Regions from separate parts of the Mus musculus genome. Here region 2 is linked to region 1. Evidence: chromatin loops called from intact Hi-C (ENCODE). Cell type or tissue: heart. All regions are shown on one strand. Each heading gives the region's core, and the rest is flanking DNA. Links, peaks and the distances in the headings are about the cores only.

Region 1 (8,566 bases), core at 345-8,344:
TTGGAAAAGCCGCTCCTGGAAGTCGGTTTCAGTAGGGCAAGCAGCAAGCAGGGGCTCGACTGGCGCCCAAGCCCTGTGGCTTAGCTGGAAATAGACACTGCAGCCCTTTCCCGGGGTGGCTCCCCGGCTCCCACGCTCTTTGTTGCCAAAGCGCAAGGTTCTCGGAGACTTTTTTTTTTAACCTTTTTTTCGACTCCTTCCCCCGCCCCCTAGCTCTTCTCTGGCTTTCTCGCAGGAGGCGTCTTAGTTGAGCTAGACTCTGGCTTTCACAGGCAGCGAGATCAAGGGGGGGAGGAAAAGTCTCTCCTTTAAAAAAAAAAAAAAAAAAAAAGCGATTTAAGCCCCTTTCCAGCGGCGCTTTCAAAACTAGAACTGCGAAGCTGGCTTCGGTTCGCGATCCTCCTCTCTGGCTCCGGGCTGCGCGCAGAGTCTGGGTGGCGAGCGAATGGTGCCTGCGATCTTCTGCCTCGGGGAGCCGGCTGTCTTCCTTGTGCTAAAAAAACGTGAGCGAAATCGCTTTCCTAAAAATAATAAATTAAAAAAAAATCAGCGTCCGGGCACGCAGGGCGAGGGAGGATCAAGAAGACGGGTGCAAAAAAAAAAAAATAGGAAAGAAGGAAGAGAACGGAGTGATTGGGAGCTGGAGTAGGCAAGTAGAGGGAGGGAGAGAAAGAGAGAAAGAGAGCGAGCGAGCACCTCGCCACCCTCCTCCGCCTCTAGAATTCCCCGGGCGTCTGCTCGGCGGCTCTGGACGGTCCGGCAGCGCTGTGGGCTGCGGGAGCCCGAGGCTTGTTGATTGGCTCTTTGACGCTTTCGGACCAATTGTGTGGCTGCATAGGCGTGGTTTTCACAGGTCGAGTGCTGGGGGAATAGAGCCGAGTTATAAAAAGAAGGTGTCGGAAACTGGAACGTCGCTGCGCCGCGCGGTACTACGGCCTGTCCTGCGTTTATGTCAACATGATCAGAGGGGAGGGCGGGGAGCCACCAGGGCGCCGCGCGCTCACCAAAGTCGCCTCTAGGTGGCTGATCCAGAAGAGAGTTCGCAGCAGCCTGAGAGCTCGCCGCGGCTCCTCAGCTCAGCCTACGTCTGAAAGGCCTCAGCCATCCAAGCCGGGGGATCCGGGGAGGAGGCTGGGCCAGGGAGGAAGGGGGAGGGAGCGAGGGCGGGAGCCAGGCAGCTTGCCCGGCTTCCGAGGCGCCGGGCAGGGGCGCTCGCCTCTCGCGCGCTCCGAGCGCTACAGTTCAAGCCCGCGGCCGCTTCTCTTGTGCGGATCTGCAGCTTCTTCCCTTTCCCGGGCCCCGGGCTAGCCGAGCTGGCCGCCGAACCTCTCTTTCGGCCAATAAGCCTTAACAAAAGCTCCAGGCTCGCGTAGCTCTGAAGGGAGCCCCACATGGAACCGCCCAGCCACCTCTGAGTCAGATCCTCTAGCTCCTGCGCCCGGGTGCTTCGGATTCCCGAGCCACTAGCGCAGGGGATCCCACCAATCTTTCTGCCCGCTGCCTGCTCCCCACCCGCAGCCACGTGCAGAGACCCAAATGCCCCTTGGGATTCTGGGCCCGAACGCGCGCCGACATACTGAGACCGAGCCCCCACGCGGAAAAATAAACCACGCAAATGCATTCAAGGCCTGCGCGCCTGGCCCAGTCTACGCTCGGCTCGCTCCTTTTTTTTTTAAAAAATGTATTTACTGACCCTTTTGAGCCCAGCTCCTCTTCCATTCGGATGACGACACCAGTGTTCCACCCGGATGGGGGTGTGGGTGTAGAGAGAACGAAGCAGCTGAAACAAGTGAGCGCCTGGAACTGCGGGCCTGTCTCCTGAGAGCCTTTGCCCTCACCTCCGGGCCAGCTCGGTAGGGAGCTGCCGCTCTGGGCTTGGAGAGCTGCTCGGGGGGAGGTGCACCAGCCTCGTATCTTCCTCAGGCATCACACTTATCTCTGGGTGCCTCCGCTCCTGCTCTATCCTGGGGACTTATCGTGGCAGACGTCGGGGGCGAATTTGTAAAACAAACCGTGAAACGTCTCCCACCCCCATTTACCCCAGATGTCGGGAGACTAAGGTCTCCGCTCATCCTAGGGTGGGGAGGAAGGCCAACTGATCGATCAGACTTTGGTTGGGTGACCCTGTAGGACTCCCCTCGCAAACCTGCAGTCCTTGTTTGTGGGTAAAGGCGAACTGGGACATTCCAGTTTAAATGGAGGGCAACTTAGCAGAATTTTTAGTTTTCCTGGGACAAGACCTTTGCTTGGAAAGGGAACAGAAAGGAGGCTGGGTTTCCGGGCCTAGAGATTAAGCTTTCAATGTTTCCGTGTGGACCATTTGCGCCTAGATTTTCCCCCTGGGGGCCTCCCCCAACTCCTCGCCCAGGACCCCTTTCCCAACTGCAGGTTCAAACTAGCAGCTATTGGGTGAATAGGCAGTTCCTTCTCCCAGGTAGGGCAGAACATTTGAGGCCACGAGCTTTTCCAGTCTTACGTGTTTTGATGTACAAGGTTAAGAGCGTTTGGCGCCAGCCCTGAGCTTTCCCTGGTGCGGCCAATGGGAATAGAGTCATTCTTTGAACTTGGTGTGACCTGCCATCTCGCCCCTTTCTTTCCCCTTCTCTGACTTTTCGCGTGCTCACGGTGGAGAAGGGAGAAAGAGGGAGAGAAACGGAAACAGGAGGTGGTACCAAAGGCGGTGGCTCGCTAACACCCCTTCCCTAGGCCCTGTTCCAGATTGCTGGAGAGTACAAGAGGCCAGGCCAGGGCCCTCTCAGCACGGGCCACCGGGGTCAGCGCGGATTCTCTGCTGGCAGAAGGCTTCCCCTCCCCCTCCTTGCCTAGCCACTCTCGCCAGAGCCGCCCTAGAACCCAGATCTGCTTTACCGACATTGGCCGGTTAATCTCTGCGCTCCCGAGTGGAGTGCAGGAAAGTGGTATGCATCTGCAGCCTGTTTGACCCCTTGGTCACCTACGCGGTGCCCTGAAGGTCCACAAGCTAGCCGGAGAGACCTTGGCAACCGGTACCAAGAGTTCTGGCCTCAGGGGTCTGCTCTGCAAACGCGATACGAGCTCCATGACTTTGCATGCAAATAATCTGGCCTTGCTTTTTTGGCCGCAGCGTTGGAACCAGAGCAATTTCTGACCCCTCACATCACCCCACACACAAACACCCTTCAGTTGCCTATGTTTGACTGTAGCTCTAACTTAACCCTGGGCTCATCCCAGTTTGCCACTTCTCTAGCTTCTACCCCTCACTCCAGTGCGCCAGGGAAAGGGGGAGGAGGGCGGGGGTGTGGAGGAAAGTTTGCTGCGGGATTCAGAATCGAAAATGTCTACATGTTGCTAATGGTCTACAAACTTCCGCCAATTATGACTGACCTCCCAGACGCTGCCCCTGGAGGCTCGTGTTCTGCCAGGGAGGCCACGGCGAAGCTAGGATCAAAAGCAGGAAGGTGCGAACTCTTCTTCGTCGTTACGTGCCCGCCGCGCCCCCCTCCTGGTGGGTGATAAACCCACTCTGGCGCCGGCCTTGCGCTGGGTGATTAATTTGCGAACAAACAAAAGGGGCCTGGTGGCCACTGCATTAGGGTTAAACATTGGCCAGAGTCTTGCTTAGGCTTGTGGCAGGCCTGGCCTCCTGGAGAATCTACAAGGTTAGCGGGCCTCGTGAGCTTCCAGCTGCTGACCCTCGGTGTAGACAGGTTCTGTTTCTAGACTCCTTGATTGAACGTAGCCAGTCTTTCCAACAAAATCGGAAAATGGGTGAAAGATGGGAACCCATTGTCCCTAGCAGAAATATTCTCTCGCTTTTGGCGGTAGGATTTTTTTCCCTCCCACTATAAGGGCCTGGGATTTTGAACAAGATAAAAGCACTGTAATGCCGGCAGCTTCTGAGGCAAAAGAGGAGATATGGGGCTTCAAATGTGGGGGTGGGTGGGTGAGAAGGGGATTACGCGCCTCAGCCAACTGTCCCAGGAGGCATTGGCAAGCCAGAGAAACGGGAAGGCGCCTCTGCAATGTTCCATTTTCCCTATGGCACCTCCTGCCTCACACTTTAAAGGGGACAGACACACTGACCCTTTTGTGACCGAATGGTGTTTATCTGAAATTTAAGAGGGGGGTGGAGGGAAAGGATGGGGAGTAAGCAGGGTGGTTGGCTAGAACTGCTCTAGAAAGTCTCTTTGCTTGTGTGAGGTCTGGCTGGACTCCGTGAGACATGCTGTTACACTGTTATGCTCTTATGCCCTCTTAAACCTTCGCTCCTGTTCACCACACAGCTTTATTCAGGCCGAGGTGTCTCTCTATCGGATATCTTGGCGGCTGGAGGACATGGGGTTTCTCCTGGAGGGTCGGGGGCCTGAGGATGAATTTAGGAGAAGTCAAGACATTAACTTTTCCACGGAAGAGAAGTTCTTGGTAGCCTGGCAGGGCAGAAATGGCTCTTTGGGAGCCTGATGTCCTGGCTGATTTGATCCTAGGATCTTAGTCCCTTTGACACTGGTACACTTTAAGACTGCCTGGAGCTGCCGGGCAGTGGTGGCACTCGCCTTTAATCCCAGCACTTGGGAGACAGGGGCAGGCGGACTTCTGAGTTCGAGGCCAGCCTGGTCTACAGAGTAAGTTCCAGGACAGCTGAGGCTACACAGAGAAACCCTGTCTCAACAAACAAAACAAAACAAAAACAAACAAAACAAACAAACAAAAAGACTGCCTGGAGCCGAGTGTAGGATTCTCATTCTCCTTTCCTGTTCTCTGTTGGGGGACAGGATTTCTTTATTGTCGGGGGTCCAGCCTGGCCTCTCTCTGGACACCTGGTGTACCTTAACACTTCAGGTCCCCTCCCAGCCAGCACAGCAACATACGTGTCTGCCCACCCCCCCCATACACTGGTCTTCCATCTTAGACAGAGCCTGAATTGGGTGGGTGGGGCTCCCTTACCTCCTGTTCCCTAAAACTTACTGGGAGAGCTTGGCTCTCCCTGGGCTAGTGACTTGGTGCTTTGAGGAAGCATCCTTGAAAAGTTGCCTAGTACAAGCACAACCCTTTGTGCTGGATAACAGGGCAAAGAATATCACCTCTTTCCTTTTCCTCCTTCTAGCCTTCCCCTCTTGCTTCTTTTTTCTTCCTTCTTTCTTTTCTTGTTCTTCCTTTCTTCTCCCCCCCTGCCTCCCCCGTGTCTCTGTTCCTGTCCAAAAAGAGTTCTCTGAATGCACAAGTGTGACCCTCCTCTGGCTTTCCTTCCCTGTTTTTCTTCTCGTCCTCTTGGGTCCCAGGTTCCATTTCTGTCCCTAGCACCCAGTTCTCAATGCTTCTCTTGTGCCTTTGTGGTTTTTAGGTTTTGTTTTGTTTTTTTGTTTGTTTCTGATTTGCCATCTGGCTGTTTCTAAGCAAACCCCTCCCCATCATTGTGACTCATCCCCCCCCCACACACACACACACACCCACACTTTTCCAGTAACTTTGACAGACTGGAGATTCCACTTCCCAGGGTCCTAACAAACACCTTTGCCTCCTGGCTTTGGCTGGTGGCAGATAAAGACGCTCTGCTTGGCCCCATTTGGTCTCAACTGCAAGTTTCCCTTCTCTTAACTTTTCCAAAGTCACTTTAAAAGGTGGGGGGGGGGGGTGGGCACTGTATCTGATTCCTATGCCCGGGGATCTGCTTCCCTCTCTAAGGCAAGAGCCCAGAGTGAGGAGCTCTAAAGCCAAGGCTCTAAAGCCCAGCTCCTGGCTCCCGGTTGCTGCATAAGGTCACGCCTTTCCTGTAAGGCATTTCTTCTCTGTCCTCTGACACTCTTCTACATTATTGATCAGGGAGATCCAGTACTAGAGTCTGAGGCGGTGATTGAGCTAGACAATGGTCGGCACTCTCCAGCTCAAGGAAGCCAGCTCTTTAGTTGCCAAGCTTTTCTTGGTGCCGGTTGGTTTACCTCCTGCTTCTAAGAGGTCATTCTTTATGTACTCACTGTGCCTATCCTACCTCCTGTTAATGGAAATATGGTTCTGACAGAGGTGAAATGGAGGGATTTCACCCTCCACATTATTCTTGTTAGCACTCACCTCGCCTCTGAAAATGGCAAATTTGAACATAGCTAGTGATTCAGATAGGTAGAAGTGGGGGGCAGTAAGGAGGGGAAAATGTGGGAGTCAGGGGTGTGTATGTGTGATAGCTTTATTCATCTTCAGAGCTCCTCCCTCCAGGAAAAGGAACTAATTAACTGTGGTTTCCTAATGTCAAGCCCACCAACATCTAGGTCCTGTCTCTGTCTCTCTGTGTGCATGTGTGTGTTTTACTCAATAAAAAAAGGTAACACAATGGATATTGCTCACTCTAGCAGGAGTGAACTCACAAGGAAAGAGATCTGTGACTTCCTTCTTTCTCTCTTTCTTTCTTTCTTTCTTTCTTTCTTTCTATCTTTCTTTCTTTCTTTCTTCTAATCTGACTTAGAATCTACAAGATGCAGGCCAGAGCTGACTCTTACCCCCCAGGTATTTTGACCACCCCACATCCCTCTTTCTTCAATACCATCTTTCCAGATTAGGATGTAAACAGTCCCTCAATGATCCACACCAGACTGAAAGAGAGACAGAGAGAGGCAGAAAGAGACACAGAGAGGGGACACACACACACACACACACACACACACACAGAGAGAGAGAGAGAGAGAGAGAGAGAGAGAGAGAGAGAGAGAGAGTCCTTTTTAGAGAATGAAAGAAAAAGAAAAAAACCACTGCAGTCTCCAACCCTCACCTGAAGATTGAAGATGCCATTCAGAACTCAGTTTTACTGCTTTTTCTGGTGTTCCTTATTAAATGCCAGGACTCCTGAGGTCTCAGAGTATTACCCTCTGGGAGTAGACAGGGCAGGGAGGACAAGAGGAGAGTGTAAGGGAGAAAGCATGGCAAATTCAGTGGCCACTACTGTCAGGAAGGTTGACAGGCCCAAGAAAGATGGGTGCCTCCAAATCTGCTGAACTAACTGTCCCCTGGTTGCCTAGAACACGTTCTTTTAATCTGAATACACTATCCATTACCATGCCCCCCTCCCCATACTGGGTTTCAATTATACCGGGACAGAGCCCAGAGTTCACCGATGACTGATGCAGCTTCATTTATATCTAAGAAAGACACAAATGAAAGCAGCAGGGGACACAGGCGTTGTCATTGCGTTCCGCCACTCCCCCCACCCCAACTTCCTCCTCTCTCCTGTCTGTTAGCTTTCCCCTACCTCTTTGCCAGACACCCAGCTGGCTCATGGACCCAATGGTAAGGGTTGTATGACTCTCAAAGGTGGTTAGGGTGACCAGAGAGGGAGAGCCCGTGGTACTCAGAATAGCTCCCAAAGCTGGAGCTGTCCTCTCGGGGTAATCCCAGCTTTGGTGGCACAGCCATCTGAAGGGCTCCTGCTGAAGATGCATTGAGTCTCTCTCCTTGAATTTTCCTAGGGAGATGCAAAAAGGTTAATCTTTTCCAAAGCCATCTTTGAAAGTCCTGGGGCACCACAGTTAATGAGCCTGGTTTGCTGATACTACTGGCAGGTAGGGGGCTTGAAAATTTGTTGCCCACCCTTAGATTTAAGATTCTCAGTCCAGGTCTGGGTTGCCCAGAAACACCTCTCCCATAGCCAGGCAAACTGGCCATACCCATTTCTCAGAAACGTGGATTAAGTCGCAGCCCTTGGGCTACCTCCACCTTCTGTACCTGTGGACACTGTTCAGCAAGGGGAGTGTTATATATAGACTCATTTCCCTGAAAATCCTATTCATCCCTGCTCGCCCAGAAGGACTGGAGGCCTCTACTACGGGTGACTTTAGTTTCACCCAGCCACCCAGTCTTCCCAATATGCACACCCAATCCTGCATATTTTAGCTTCCCTACATTTTGTGTGGTATGGAAGGAATGACCAGTGCCCACTGGAGGCCTTAGGCAAGTTCTTAGAATCCCTTAAAGGTCCCTAGTTTGAAGTTTGAATACATACACACAGCTTGGAGAAGTTTCTCATTTCTTCCTTCTTCGGGGAGGAGGGGTTGTCATTTATCTTTTAGAGGAAGGACAGGGAAACGGGTAATAAGAGAACATTGGGTTGTGAGGGCGCTTCTCCTGAGAGTTTCTTTCTCTGAATAGAGTCCACCTCCTGCAGCGGAGAGAAACCTACGCTCTTTCCCTGGCCTCCCTAGGAAGAGACTGTGGGTGAGGGGCAGCCGAAGCAACCCAGAAGCGACTTTCAGTAATTTTCCTAGGAGCTAGGGGTCTCACAGAATGTCCCTCCCTCCTTACCCAAACTCCTAGCCCCGAAGGTGCAGCAGCCTCCGTTCAGATCCAGGCCGTGCAGAACGCGAACCCAGAAAACACTCTCTGCCTCCGATTTCAACTGCATCCGGGGATGAAGCAGGGGGGCTTGGCTCTCTCTTCCAAAAGTCACTTTGGTACCCAGAGTGGCCACAACACCCAGCTGGTCTTTCCCAGTGACCGGGTTCACAGGGGCCCGGGAACCCGCGCAGGTGATTAAGAGCAGGTTACCTGCTCTGTTCCTGCAGCTGCGGGCCCCAGCGGCACCAGCACCTCTCTAGCCGGGTATACT
Region 2 (8,566 bases), core at 381-8,380, 94 kb after region 1:
TCATCTATCCATCCATCCATCCATCTATCATATCTATCCATCTATCATCTATCAATCAACCAAATTATCATCTATCTATCATCATTATTATCTACCCACTATCTATCTATCTATCTATCTATCTATCTATCTATCTATCTATCTCTATCATTATCATCTATTATCTATCCATCTATCATCTACTATCTACCTATCATCATCATCATTATCATTTATTACCTATCTATCACATATCTATTTATCATCTATCAATCTATCATCCAACTATCCATCCATTCATCTATCCTATCTATCTATCTATCTATCTATCTATCTATCTATCTATCTATCTATCTATCATGTTTCTATCATCTAAATTTCTATCTACTATCTATTATCTCTCGCTATCTATTATCTATCTATTTTTTTAGACAGTCTCCTATCTATCATCTATCTGTCTGTCTGCCTGTCTATTTTTGAGACAAGCTCTCTCTATGTAGTTATGGCTATCTTAGAACTTCCTATATAGATCAGGCTGGCCTCAAACTCACAGAGATTCCCCTGCCTCTGTGTTCTGAATGATGAGTGTGCCACCACGCCTGACTTGAACAGAGTTTTCTTTAAAAAGATTTACTTACTTTATGTGTGTGTGTGTGTGTGTGCTTGAGTGTGTGTGCCCCAAGTGCATGCAGAGGGCCAGAAGAGGGTGTCAGAGCCCTAGAGTACAAATGGTTGTAAGTTCCATGTGAGTGCTGGGAATTAAACTTGGGTTTAATTCTGTAAGTGCAGTATATGCTCCCTGCCCCAGAGCCATCTCTCCAGCCCCTGATTTTGTTTTGATATTTGGATACAAGGTCTCTGGTAGTTTCAGAGATCCTCTGATCCTCCTGCCTCTACCTTCTGAGTTGTGGGATTGAGCCCCCAGCCCCCTCCTTTGCCTTGGAAAGAACTATGGTAACCAGCCTACAGTAGATGTGTCTGAAAACTGCCCAGCTGGGGGCACAGCTGGAAGAGACCAGTGGCTGTTTCTTCTAGCTGCAAATTGAAGGGTCAACACCTCTGAGGAAAAACAAACTGCTGTCCAGGAGTCAGCCAGGGAAAGGGCCTGGAGTTAGGACTGAAAACAAGCAGTTGGCAGACCTGTTTTCATTGGCATCTGTGCCTGTGTTTGGCTCTTCCTTCAGAGTTTAGAGCCTGGACCCCAGGGAGATCCATGTGTGAGTGCGTGAGCACATGCATGTATGTGAGTACACGTGTGTGCGAGTGTAAGTGAATGTGTGTGAGTGAATGTGTGTGAGTGTATGTGTGTGAGTACATGTGTGTGCATGCATGTATGTGAGTATGAGTGAATGTATGTGTGTATGTGCATTCATATGTAAGTACATGTGAGTACATGTATGTCAGAGTGCATGTGTGTGAATACATGTATGCATGTGAGTATGAGTGAATATATGTGTGTGAGTGCATGTATGTGTGTAAGTGCATGTGAGTATATGCAGGTGTGAGTACATGTGGATGCATGTGAACACACATATGTCTGTGAGTGTGAGTGAATGTTTGTGTGTGTGAGAGCATGTGTGTGAGTGTATGCATGTGAGTGACTACATGTGTGTGTGTGAGTGTGTGTATATGTGTGAATGCATGTGCATGTAGGAAAGCATTCTGTACATGTGTTTGTGCATATGTGTGGCTGGGAAGACTAGGAAAGGCAGGCGTGTGTGGCCAAGGACATAGAAGAGATGATCTGTCTATCAGGCCTGTAGAGAATAGCTGAGTGTGGCAGTGCAGACTGTAATTCAGTGCTTGGGAAGTGGAGGCAGGAGGAGTGGGCTGTAGGTTTAGCCTGGGCTACGCAAGCCCCTGTTCCTTTTCCTCCCATAAGCCCTTGTTTCTTTTCTTCCCTTCCTTCCTTCTTGTGTTTTTGTTTTTGTTTTTGTTTTGTTTTTCCAGACAGGATTCCTTTGTGTATTCCTGGCAGTCCTGAACCTCACTCTGTAGACCAGGCTGGCATTGAACTTACAGAGCTGTGCCTGCCTCTGCCTCCCAAGGGCTGCGATTAAAGGTGCGAGCCATCACTACTCACAAGCCCCTATTTAAAAAGCCCAAAACCCCAAAACCAAAATAACAAAAGTAAAAAACAAAAGCCAGGGCTGGGGAGATGACTCAGGGAGGTGTTGGCTGTGCAGCCAGGAGGACCGGAGTTCGAGTCCCAGGACCCACAGAGAAGGCTGTAATCCCATCCTGGAGTGGCTGGATCCCTGGGGCTAGCTCAGCCCCTGTAGGCCAGGGAGAACGACCCTGTCTCAAAAAACTCATGAGGAATAACTGCTGACGTCAGCACATGGGTCTGGACCCCCCCCCCCCCCGCCCCTGCAATGTGGATATGTTGCAGGGGATGGGGAAGAAAATGTTTGTTTTAAATTCGTCATCACATTTTATAATTTATTTACTTATTTATTTATTTACTGTGGGGTCAGAGGACACCTTACTGGACAAGTTTCTCTCTCTCCACCAGTTGTGTCTAGGAGATCCAACGCCGGTCAAGCCGCTCTACCCACTGAGCCATCTGGCTGCCTGTCAAGAAGACAAACTTCTGTTGCGCAGTGCTCAGGCACCTGTGAAGACAGGAACTTGGGGATGAATGAGGAGAGAGCCTAGAGAGAAAGGGCCCTCGTCTGGCGCACAGAGTCCCTGAACAGATTTGGACTGGCTTAGCATGACCAGCAGTCTCAGCCATAGACGCGTTCTCTCTCTCTCTCTCTCTCTCTCTCTCTCTCTCTCTCTCTCCTGCCTGTCCAGAAATAGTTTCCGGGAACCGAGGTGCTTCCCCGCCAGCCAGCGGGGAGATAAAGCTGCCCGTGTGTGTCGCTTGTCTTGGCTGCCTCTCAGTTGACACCTCTGACAGGCCGCTTTGATCTCGGGTTATCAAGGCCTAACCCCGAGCCTGGCCTGCTCTGCCAGCCCTCACTCACTGGGGAAAAGGGCATTTCAGAAGGTCAGTTCGGGGAGGGGCAGGCTTCTCCTCATGCCCAGCTGGCCTTGAAGCATGGGTGCTGGATGTAGGAATTGTACCCAGTTTTACTCTGCAGCGGTGATGGATGGGGGGGCTGGAGGGAGATGGGGGCAGGGTCTTGGCTGAGAAATGAAGCATTCAAGTGGTGCCTACAGCATACGGGGTGTTTACTTCATGTCCTCATGGGCCTGGGCCTTCACCACAGATAAAGAGTCCTGGCTGCTGATTTATTGGCCAGCCCAGTGTATGGCTGGCAAGTTTCTCCTCAGACTCGGTTTCCACCCCCTATCTGGTAAAATATAGAGGATTTTTATAACTATGGACACCTCCTCCTCTAGACTAAACCTCTAGAGAACCATTGTACAAACTGGGTGGAAGCAGAAAAGAGGCTGTCTGAGGAGAGGGGGCCTCTGAGACGATATCTCAGCTCTGTTAGTGATTAATCACCACCACCACCACCACCACCACCACCACCACCATCATCATCACCACCATCATCATCATCACCACCACCACCACCATCATCATCATCGTGTTTGAGACATGGTCTCAGTCCAGTCCAGACAGACCTCCATCTGACTACTCTCCTGAATGCCTAAGGCCCAGCATACACCACTACCTTCCGGGCTCTCGTTCTGTAAGGTCAGTGTGACATAGGGCCACTGTAGCAAAAGCTCTCAGATTGGGTGTCTGAAAATGACCAGGATGAGATGGCTTTAGCTTAGCAGACAAACTCACCTGCTGCCAAGCCTCATGAGTCCCACATGGTGGAACAAGAGGCCTGACTCCTCTAGGTTGTCCTAGGACCTCCATATGCCCTAAGTAGCAAGCACAGCCTTGTTCCACATAAAATAAATGAAGTGTAATAAGATTTTTTAAAAAAAGTAACAAGAGGTAACACAATACAGGTGCACTCCGGGAGCCTTGCATCTAATGTCCGGGTGTCTTTTCTCCTTTAATGTTAATTTTTATTTTATGTGTGTGTTTACCTGTGTGTGTGTGTGTGTATGTATGTGCACCACATGGATGCAGTGCCCAAGAAGGCCAGAAGAGGGCACGAGAGTTACAGACAGACCCGAGCTACAGAGCTACAATGTGGTCGCTGGGAACTGAACGCAGGTCCTCTGAAAGAGCAGCCAGCTCTTAACTGTTGAGCCATCTCTCCAGTCCCAGCTTCTGAGGGTCTTGGATGTTTCTGGAATTATGGCTGCCTCGTCTCCCTCCATTTTTGGATAGCACTTTCACCGAGTTTTTTTTTTTTTTTTTTATCCTCCCTGTGAGTGTCTGTCTAAATTTACTCTTTTCTGTTTTGTGGCACGGGGGATAAAGCCCAGGGCCATGCATGGCCTAGGCAAGTATTCCATCCCCTGGCCACTACAGCCCCAGTTTCTTCCCTTTCTCCAACTTTCTTCTCTCTCTCTTTTTTTTTTCCCCTTTTTCCTTTTTGAGACAAGGTCTCTCCCAGCCCAGGCTTTCTCTATATCAGCGAAGTCTGCAGACAGAAAAGAGCCTTCACTAGAAGGGGTCCCCGAGGAACTGTTTTGAGACAGGGTCTTACGTAGCCCAGGCTATCCTCAAATTCACTAGCTAGCCATGGCTGGCTTTGAACTCCCAAGTCTTCTTCCTCCCCCCTTCCTGTGATCCAAGATGACAGACAGGGGCCACCTTGCCCTGTTTACTTTAGTGCATTTTGTTACAGAGATCTGAAGAGTTGGAGGCACCACCACTGTGATATTAGGGGGTCATGGCTATGGGATTAACATGAGGATTTTTGATATTACAAGTCCAGAAGATCACAGTCGTATCATTTGTAGCCACACTTGTAGTGTTAGGGGATAGCCTTCGGTGTTCATGGGAGCTTCTGCCACATGCTTACATTGTTCCAAACACTGGGGAGTTGGGGGCGGGAGTCATCAGTGGGTGGGACAGGGGCGGGAGTCATCAGTGCATGGGATAGGGGTGGGGCCAGCAGAGTGTGGGATGGGGGCAGGGTTAGCAGTGCATGGGATGGGCTTCCTGTCTTATAGACTCTCTTCTTGTGGAGAAAATGACCAAAGATTGCCAGTGAGGGAAAGAAGCAGACAGATATGCAGACAGACAGACAGACACACAGACGGCAAGAGAAGAGCCCCATGGTTATTAAGAAAGACGTCTGCCTCCTAATCCCCAGAGTAGCAAGTGCATCATTGCTGGGACCCTGGCAATGGACACTGCAGATGTTAAGTTACAGGCGTTGAGATAGGATTGTGTTGAATGATCCCCGTTTGTCTCAGCAGCTAACAAGAAACTCATACAGACTTCCCACAGTAGGACAGGAAGCAAACGACCTGAGGTGCCCTGTGAGGTAGGGTTGCCTAGTGACTGTAGGCATCACATCCCAGTGCTCTGGGGACAGACGCAGGAGAGCCTGGACATTTAAGACTGAATGAGAGCAAACAAATGCTCACCACCAAAAATGTCTGTCCTAAGTTTGCAGGGCTGAAGGGAAGCCCCCTTTGAGTGTAGAGCTCCACGGCTTGTATGTGGTATGACCGGTCGTCACCTTTATCTTCTTCTCCAAGCTTCTGCATCCCGATCTGTTAAAAATGACTGAACACTAGGTACCGTGTTCATCTTTCATCCCAGAGGCAGGAGGATCTCTGAGTTAGAGACCAGCCAGGGCTCTGAAAAGAGACTCTCATCTCAGAAAACAAAACAAAACAAAACAAAACAACAAAACCCAGCAAACCCAACCAACTAAGCAAGGCTGACAGAAAAGGCCACAGACAAGATATAACTGTGGCCCGACTCACCTGGAGTGGCAGCGCAGGTCCTGGCAAAGGTGTGGCAACTGTATGCAAATGCATTTGCCTGGATTTATTCTGTGGCCCTTTCATGGCGCTTGGGTTTCCCTAAGCAAATGCTTGGATGCTCACTCCCTCTCAGATATGGAAATGATGCTTTTGAACTGTGCCCATGTGGTGAGCAGATGAGTCAGGCCCAGTTGATGTTAGTCTTGGGTCTTTTTGACAAAAGAATGGGCCAGTGTACAGATGAGCATCCCAGAGGTTGGCTGCTTCTGTACCAGAGATGCTAGGAGGAGTTTATACCAGGCTACCTAAAGTGTAGTCCAGGGACCAGAAGCATTGGCCAAGACTCTTGGGTCCCAGCTCTCCAAGCCTCTTTCCTCCTCTACCCCTTTTTCTCTCCCTTGCCTCCCTTCCTTCTTTCCTCCCTTTCTTTTATTTTTTCTACATCTTGTTTTATGTGTATGGTATTTTTCTTGCATATACCACGTGCATGTGTGTAATGCTTGTGATGACCAGAAGAGGGCACTGCATCCCCTGGAACTGGAGTCACAGATGGTTGTGAGCTGCTACGCCAGTGCTGGGAATTAAGTCTAGGTCCTCTGCAAGAGCAGCCAGTGCTCTCAGCTGCTACGTCATCTCTCCAGCCCCAGCAGGTGCTTTCTTGAGACCAAACCCTGATCAGTGTGTGATGCTCTCAGTCATGTGTGTGTAGGATTCTGAGGCTTAGTGAGAGAACACGGTCACTTGATTATCCCTGTCTGCCACGGGTAGAATCTGGGGTGCTGGTTATCCTCGGACTTCCCGAAACACCTTTACAATTCATTTATGAAAACAGAGATGAAGAATGACGTGTGGTGAGACATCCCTCACTGGATAGATGGAGGCTAGAGGCTCACAGGCAAAGGTCATCTGTGGTTGCAGAGTGAGTATGGGATGCAGCTTAAAGAAAGGAAAAGAGAAAAGGAAGAGAGAAAAAGAGAGTAAGCAAGGGAGAAAGAGGAGGAAGGAAGGAGGGAGAGAGGTACGGAGGGAGGGAGGAATTGGGAAATGAGGGAGGGAAGGGAGAGGGAGGGGAAAAAGAGAGGAAGGAGGGAGGGAAAAAGGGAAGAGAGAGGAAGAGGGAGAGAGGGAGGGGGAAGGAAGGATGGAGGGAAGGAAAAAGGGAGGAGGGAGGGAGCACAGGGAAAAACTGGATGGCACCTCTCCAAGTGGGTTCCAAGTGTGTTAGTGTCAGGTTCCGTGGAACATTTCTGGGGACACACTGTCTGAAAACCAGAACCAACAGAACCAATCAGAGCCAACAACACTGTGGTCTTTCTGAATATCTGAGACAAAGGACACTGGCAATGCTGGGGACACCTGGAGCTGGAGAACCCAATTTCAGTTCAGGGTCTTCCTTTCCCTTGAGGCCACGGAGTGCACGGAGCGCACGGAGAGCACGGAGAGCACAGAGCGCAAGGAGCACAGGAGTCCCTTTCTGTATGCTTTGCAGCAGGGTGGTGCTATGCAGCCCAGGCAGGACTTGAACTCTGATCCTCTTGTCTCAGTCTCCCAAGTTTGAGATCATAGGTGTACAACATGACACCACCACACAACTGTGTGTTCTTTTTTTTTTTTTTTTTTTTTTTTTTTTTTTAATGTTTTAGTGTCTGTCCCTCAGCAGGATTCACTCAGATGTCCTTAAAGATCCTCCAGACTAGGAAGAAGATAAAGCTGAAACCAGAAGAAAGAGTTGCTAATAGCCCATGGATGGACTAATCCTTTAACCCTGGAGTCATTCTGGGAGTGGAGAGCGGGGCAAAATAAAGCAAATAATAAAATACAGGAGGGCCCCTGGCCCGGGGCGGTGGGGGTGATGGGAGGTAAGCATTCCCTTCCCCCATCCATCCCCTACCCCCACCCCACCCGGGCTCCTGACTTCAGTCCACGAATTTCCTCTTCTCCCTCAGACCCAGGCTGTATATAAATTCTATGCAAATGTGTTTACTTTATACTTTATTTCAGTTGGAGTCACTCGCCTGTCAGGACCTATATCAACATGTCAGCCACTTGGACAAACAAGCGTTTCGAGGGGAAATATTTCAGATAAACAGACACGATGTTATGACATATCACCCCCCCCCAACCCTGGAAGGGGGTCCTCGGAGACCAAGGAGAAGAAGAAAGGAAGCAACGCCATGCAGAGATCTGTTTTCCCTGGCTTGAGGCCCCGAGGGTCAGCTGTAAATAAAATAGGTTTTTGATTACTTGTGGTGTGTGTGTGTGTGTGTGTGTGTGTGTGTGTGTGTGTGGTTGTGTATGTATGTATGGGGGTGGTGTGTGTGGGGTTTTGTCAGCTGAAGAGGAGGCCTCCTTGGCAGGTACCCTGAGATTCTCCCTGGTGTCTTTGTTGAGTCCAGAGAGGACGTGGGACCAGCAAAGAGAACACAAACCCAGCAGGTTAATTTAATTGATAGTGGGTTGAGTGTGACAGCCGATCCTTCCTCCTCTTTCTCCTCCTCTTCCTCCCCCTCTTCCTCCTCCCCCTCTTCCTCCTCCTCCTCTTCCTTTTCCTCTTCTTCCTCATCTTCCTCTTCCTCCTCCTCTTCCTCCTCTTCCTCTTCTTCCTCCTCCTCCTCTTCCTCCTCCTCTTCCTCTTCTTCCTCTTCCTCCTCCTCCTCCTCTTCCTCCTCCTCTTTCTCCTCCCCCTCTTCCTCCTCCTCTTCCTCCTCCCCCTCTTCCTCCTCCCCCTCTTCCTTCTCCCCCTCTTCCTCCTCCTCCTCTTCCTCCTCCTCTCCCTCCTCCT

What was found. A loop is a pair of places that touch in the nucleus more often than their neighbours do. Peaks named below come from ENCODE experiments on the same cell type or tissue, not always from the same donor. Only the 100,000 strongest peaks of a DNase experiment are listed, where the experiment ranks them.
Region 2: it touches region 1 in a loop (6-fold over the local background); 5 of 42 quality-filtered maps call a loop at or near these places.

Annotation. Positions count from the first base shown.
Region 1 is chr5:119,663,188-119,671,753 of GRCm38, reverse strand. It overlaps Tbx3 (T-box 3), which reads right to left and starts at 521. Exons shown (of 8, transcript NM_011535.3): 1 at 1-521. It overlaps Tbx3os1 (T-box 3, opposite strand 1), which reads left to right and starts at 246. Exons shown (of 4, transcript NR_166476.1): 1 at 246-503. In heart, for the core only: a CTCF peak has its summit at 1,027; DNase peaks (open chromatin) are centred at 953 and 1,883; H3K4me3 peaks cover 3,605 bases; H3K27ac peaks cover 3,338 bases; H3K27me3 peaks cover 6,487 bases.
Region 2 is chr5:119,569,590-119,578,155 of GRCm38, reverse strand. It overlaps AW549542 (expressed sequence AW549542), which reads left to right. Exons shown (of 5, transcript NR_045702.1): 2 at 2,495-3,634; 3 at 6,617-6,703; 4 at 7,442-7,643; 5 at 7,786-8,027. Among named protein-coding and RNA genes, the nearest start is that of AW549542, 6.5 kb to the left of the region's middle. RefSeq lists an enhancer at 2,565-3,681. In heart, for the core only: CTCF peaks have their summits at 4,006 (motif pointing right) and 6,297 (motif pointing right); a DNase peak (open chromatin) is centred at 2,875; H3K27ac peaks cover 2,440 bases; H3K27me3 peaks cover 508 bases.